Regions from separate parts of the Homo sapiens genome. Here region 2 is linked to region 1. Evidence: chromatin contacts called from ENCODE Hi-C or POLR2A ChIA-PET data. All regions are on one chromosome and are shown on one strand. The core of a region is the stretch at or near the end of the contact, and the rest is flanking DNA. Distances in the headings are between cores, read along the strand shown.

Region 1 (2,875 bases), core at 206-2,705:
CAATTGTACTCCAGTAAAAAGATCAGTGGTTGCCAGGGGTTGGGGGAAGGGAGGGATGATAGAGCACAGAGCATTTTTATAACAGTAAAACTATTCTGTATGATACTGTAATGGTGGATACCTGTCCTTATACATTTGTCCCAACCCATAGATTCCACGGCACCAAGAGTGAATCCTAAACTATGGACTTCAGGTGATAATGATGGGTTCATCAATTATAACATGTGCCACCGTGGTGCAGGATGTCAGTAGCCAGGGAGGTTAGGTGTGTGGGGATAGGGATAGACGGGAACTTTGTACTTTCTACTCAATACTGCTGTGAACCTAAAATTGCTCTAAAAAATAAAATTTATTAATTTTTTTAAAAGTGGGGACAAAGTCTTCCCTGGAACCTGTCACAAGACATGCCTATGACATGCTTTTGGTGTCTACATATCAAGCCAGCTTTTTTCCACTTAATTAACATCTCATATTCATTAAACAATTATTAATAAAATACCTACCATGGGATAGGCATTGTTCTAGGTACTAGGAATAAAGTAGCAAATGAAGCAGATATTTAAAAACTCAGATATTTCACATCTGGGAATCTGAATAAATTACATGCGATACAAAAAATTCTTATACTCAAATAACTCCACTGTTATTTATAATGGTGAAAACTTGAAAATATACTACATAATAGTGGGAATACTTCAGTAAATTATGACACATCCACTCAATTGCATATTATACAGCTATTAAAAATACAGCCCATAATAAGATATAAAAATGTCTGTGTTGTAATGTTGACTGTAAAGGAGTAACATAAGATATGGTAAGAATGTAGATAAGGTGAGTCATTACATGAACATGTTAACAACATTAATCCTTTGTTAATGAATCTATGGGTGGCAGATTTGTACTCCCAAATTTTCATAAAGAGCATGTCTTATTTTTATAATGGAAAATGTCCCAATAAAATATTTTTAAGCCTAGACACTTAATATTTGAATTGACTAGCCAAATCTTCATGCTTTTAATGTCGTAGGTGTGTATCTAATAATTGCTGAAGCTGGAATTTCCTTCGTGTGCAGTCAGCCACACCTCGCTATACCTGTCAAACCATCTCAATTATCCACTCCAATTGTCATGCCTCTCGTGGGTTAGTTGTAAATGGAACACAACTCTAGCATGACATTGCGACTTAAAAGAGCATATCCAGTATTTCGATGATCATTCTGGAAATATATTTCCTCTTCAAAGTTTTTACCTGTCAGTGAGGCATTTAAATTGGGGCATTCTCTTGTTTCTGAAGTCTGATAAAATCTTGACCTTAGAATATTTATTGGTAATATTTATTCATTCACAAAATTAGTTCTTAGCATATCCTATATGTCAGGCATTAGTCTAGAGCTGGGGCTAGAAAAATGAATAAGATTGGGTTCCTGACCCCAGCCCAGGCTCACACTGTAGTAAAGGGAAACAGACATGAACACTAGGTGACATGGAGTGTTAGGGGCGCTATGGTAGAAGTCTGCAGAGAGTGCAATGGGCGTCCAAATGAGGAAGTGATCACTTGCACAAGAGTGGGAGGCTTGGCTGGAAAGGCTTCTCTGAATAGGATGACATTTGATCTGTGTTTTGAAGGGCATCGTTGGCAAGGTAAGTAATCCAATTAAAGGAGGTTGCCTCAGCTAAAGCACAGTATGCTCAAAGGTGCGGATCATTTGAAAATTTGAGTTCAGGTGCAGTAGGGGTAAGGTAAGTATCCAACAGAATTTTCTACAATGATGGAAATGTTCTATATTGTCACTGTCCAATACGGTAGCCTCTAGCCACATTTGGCCAGTACAACTGAAGAATTGAATATTAACTTTCATTTAATTCTAGCTAATTTAAATTTAAATAGTTTCATCAGTTAGTGGCTACCATATTGAACAGTGCAGGTTTAGAGATAAACAGAGGCCAGTTGCAGGAGGGTCTTGCATCCCATTGAGGAGGACTGAATTTTCTTCTGCAGGGCCTTCTGTGGTCTGCAGAAAGGGCAGTACACAGGCAGTAATATTATCAGCTTTGCCTGTGGGAGTGCCCCAGCCTGGAAGCAGATAATACAGTTAGGAGATTCCCATAACCTGCCTGAGTGAGAGCATTAGTAATTAGGGAAGGAAATGGATGTGAGACTTGCTGAGAAGGGCTGGACAGGCTTAGTGACAGGTCTGAGTGTGAGGGGAGAGGGAGTGGGGGAAGTGGGATCAGGTTTGAGCCAGCTATTAAATCAATGCCAATTCATCCCATAAAGAATGCAGAGAGTGGGACAGGTTTGGAGAGTGTAAGGAACATGGCTGTGCTGTAGCCAAGCAGGCATAGGGTAGCAGGAATAGGCCGAGGTAAACAGCCTAGACATCTCAGCGGGATTGGGGTGCAAGTGCACAGTCCTGTGTCTTATATAGTCACAGCCATGTAGGCATAACATAGAGCAGCTCCCCACCTGGCTCTCAGCCACTAGTGTTTGTGTAGTGTATAAATGTAACACTGACCCTGTGAAGGGGCTGCTGAATAAAGCCATGTCTCATTTACCTGCTGTCTCTCCAGTGTTCTTCCAGCTCCCTGCCCCACATCCACCCACTGTCCTCAGACCTCAGCTGGGGCTGCACCCCAACCCTGAGTGTGACAGAGAGAAGATGAGTGTTAGAGATCATGATCCTGAAGTGCTGACGAGAAATTCAGGTGAGTTATTACTATCTTTCTTTCTTTTTCTTTTCTTTTCTTTTTTTGAGATGGAGTCTTGCACTCTGTCTCCCAGGCTGGAGTGCAATGGCGTGATCTTGGCTCACCCCAACCTCCGCTTCCCAGGTTCAAGTGATTCTCCTGCCTCAGCCTCCTGAATAGCTGG
Region 2 (2,758 bases), core at 164-2,663, 260 kb after region 1:
GTGTGCAAAAGAAAACGATTTAATACCTAAAAAGTGGGGCGGGGGGGGGAGAACCTGTTATCATTGTTTATTGTAATTTTTTTTTTTTTTTTTTTTTTTGAGACGGAGTCTCACTCTGTCGCCCAGGCTGGAGTGCAGTGGTGTGATCTTGGCTGACTGCAACCTCCGCCTCCCGGGTTCAAGGGATTTTCCTGCCTCAGCCTCCCGAGTAGCTGGGATTACAGGCATGTGCCAACAGGCCTGGCTAATTTTTGTATTTTTAGTAGAGACGGGGTTTCACCATGTTGGTCAGGCTGGTCCTGAACTCCTGACCTCATGATCCACCCACCTCGGCTTCCCAAAGTGCTGGGATTACAGGCGTGAGCCACCGCGCCCGGCCCTGTTTATTGTAATTTTTAATGGCAGTTTAAACCCAACAGCAGGCTAGGCACTGAATAAAGTACTGAGAAAATAGCAGCACAATTATTAAAGAGAAAGAGTGCTTTTCTGACAAATTACATGTCTTTTCTGAAAGTGAAAAGCTTAGTTTTCCAGAATAATGTGGGGACAGAGTCATTGTTCCTAGTCATTGGGGAGAAATTGCTAATGCCATGAAAAGGTCCAAAACGATCAACCAAGGCCGGGCGCATTGGCTCACGCCTGTAATCCCAGCATCTTGGGAGGCCAAGGTGGGCAGATCACTTGAGGACAGGAGTTTGAGACCAACCTGACCATCATGGTGAAACCCCGACTCTACTAAAAATACGAAAAATAGCTGGGCATGGTGGCGCACACCTGTAATCCTAGCTACTTGGGAGGCTGAGGGAGGAGAATGGCTTGAACCCGGGAGGCAGAGGTTGCAGTGAGCTGAGATCGCACCACTGCACTCCAGCCTAGGCAACAGAGCAAGACTCCATCTCGAGAAAAAAAAAAAAAGTGATGAACTGCAATATTGGCCAAATACTGGTCAAAAATTACATAGAACCCACAGAGTTAACCTTGCCCTACTGGGCTTTCCTGTTCTTGTAGAGTCTAGCCCCAAACTCTTGACTCTTCCCTTTTACCAGGCAGTGAACATGGTAGTCACTAAAAATAATTTTGCAATGTGATTTGCCAATTTTAGGCCAAATGTCAGGTTCCAGAGTTCTTACAAATTCCAAATTGTAGGCTCTGAAATCACATCAGCCGTTTCCCTGTCATGATCCTTCACCTAATATGTCTGACTTTTTACCTTTCTGAGCAGTTGTTGAAATAATGCTCAGTATAATTAAATGTGTTTTGTTGTAAAATCACAAAATCTTCCATACTAGGATTTAGTGTCTTTACCAAGATTGTCCCAGGAGGGAAGAGATTAGAATTGTAGCATGTTAAAGCTAAAAGAGACCTGAAGAGTCAGCCCTGTGGCAGCTAAAGGCCAGAGAGGGGCTGTGACTCATGCAAGGTCACACAGTCTCATTCTCCTGACATCTGCCAAAAGGCCCTCTCCATTTCTCTACACTGCCCTCAACAGCCACACCACAGATGTCTGGGCAGAGCTTGGAGTTATGGAGAAAGGATGTCCTTTAAAGACAAATATAAGCAGGAGACTTCAGGAGGCAGAGTTCACAGTATACCATGAGCAGCTCTTGGCAAAAATACTGGCAGGCAAGAATAAGTTGCCAGATCTTGAGAGATGAGAATAAATTGCCACTTTCTAAGTTACTGTTTTTGCCAATAGCAAGCTTCAACTTTGTAGCCCTTGTTGATACTAATTCCTCCAGTTCCTTCAGAACCACCTCTTTCAGGGAAGGCCTATCATTTGTCTGGTCTGAATCCAAAATGAGCATAATGCAGTGCTTTAGTGCCAGACTCATTGCTTACTTCTTCTCACATAAATAAGTCACAGAAGTATATTTCTATGTCAATCTCCAAGTCTGCAGTCAGATAAAAATTCTAATGTATAATGTATTTTGTTACTGTTGTTGTTCAACTAATGTAGCCAGTGGAAACAAAATTAAGGCAGATATTTTATTTTTGCTCTGATGGTTCTTTGAGGATATCTAGAGAGGTCTTTTGCCTTGGGAAATGCCTGAATTTCTATATATCACATGTAAAAATGTTAAAATGTGAGGCGATAGTTTGAGTTTCTGAAGTTGACTCTATCTGATTGCCTTGTTAGATATCCAATCCTTATTACATAGCAGGGACTGCAACAAGATCTTTTAATGACAGCCATGTATAATGATTGGGAAATAACTGCCTGAGGTTAGTGTAGGAAGAGTTTATGGTCAGAAATTACAAATTGGTAGCCAGCCATCACAGAAACTATTTCCTGAAGCTACAGCTAAGTTAACTTAACCTTGAGTAATTAAGATGTTAACAGTATCTGAGGTATAGAATATTGTTTCTTAGTGAGGATCAAGTCAAAATCATACACTCTTTGCAAGTAAGTTTTGTTCCAGTTGACTCTGGAGAAGGAGCAGCACCTAGAATTAGAATGAGCAAGGGGTCATTAGCTCTTGAGATGGGGGAGAAAAGGAGGATGGTGAAGAGTGATGTCCATGTTGAATACCCTTTCCACTTCCTCTCTTCTTCAGAGCTCCTGGCCACATCGGGACAAAGCAAGTGTAGGGGATTTCTAGGGAGTGGTATCCTCTCCAGAAGAAGAGAAAGGATACTTGGAAGAAGGGGAATAATGTCCCCAGTGACTGGGCTGAGGTAGCTGCTTTGCTCTGCTTGTACTGGTAGGAAAAGGAGCTGACACAAGCTGTCATGTGGCCAAAATACTTTAGGCTCAGGA

Evidence for each region. Hi-C counts contacts between places; a loop is a spot of excess contacts on that map. ChIA-PET counts read pairs that join two places held with the same protein, here RNA polymerase II (POLR2A). Pooled maps may share reads with other maps.
Region 2: a pooled map shows a loop between it and region 1 (2.3-fold over the local background). The contact joins the enhancer-like site here to the promoter of LINC01590 in region 1. A Hi-C loop is called at or near these places in 5 of 50 pooled maps. POLR2A ChIA-PET finds 5 or more read pairs at or near these places in 3 of 52 experiments (B cell, WTC11 and activated CD4-positive, alpha-beta T cell).

The regions. Positions count from the first base shown.
Region 1 is chr6:87,395,669-87,398,543 of GRCh38, forward strand. It overlaps LINC01590 (long intergenic non-protein coding RNA 1590), which reads left to right and starts at 1,456. Exons shown (of 2, transcript NR_026784.1): 1 at 1,456-2,709.
Region 2 is chr6:87,658,983-87,661,740 of GRCh38, forward strand. All of the region lies in intron 16 of ORC3 (origin recognition complex subunit 3), which reads left to right. Among named protein-coding and RNA genes, the nearest start is that of AKIRIN2, 42 kb to the right of the region's middle. Within about 2 kb of position 1,414, at least 4 of the 41 ENCODE cell types and tissues checked have a DNase peak (open chromatin) inside an H3K27ac peak, as active enhancers do.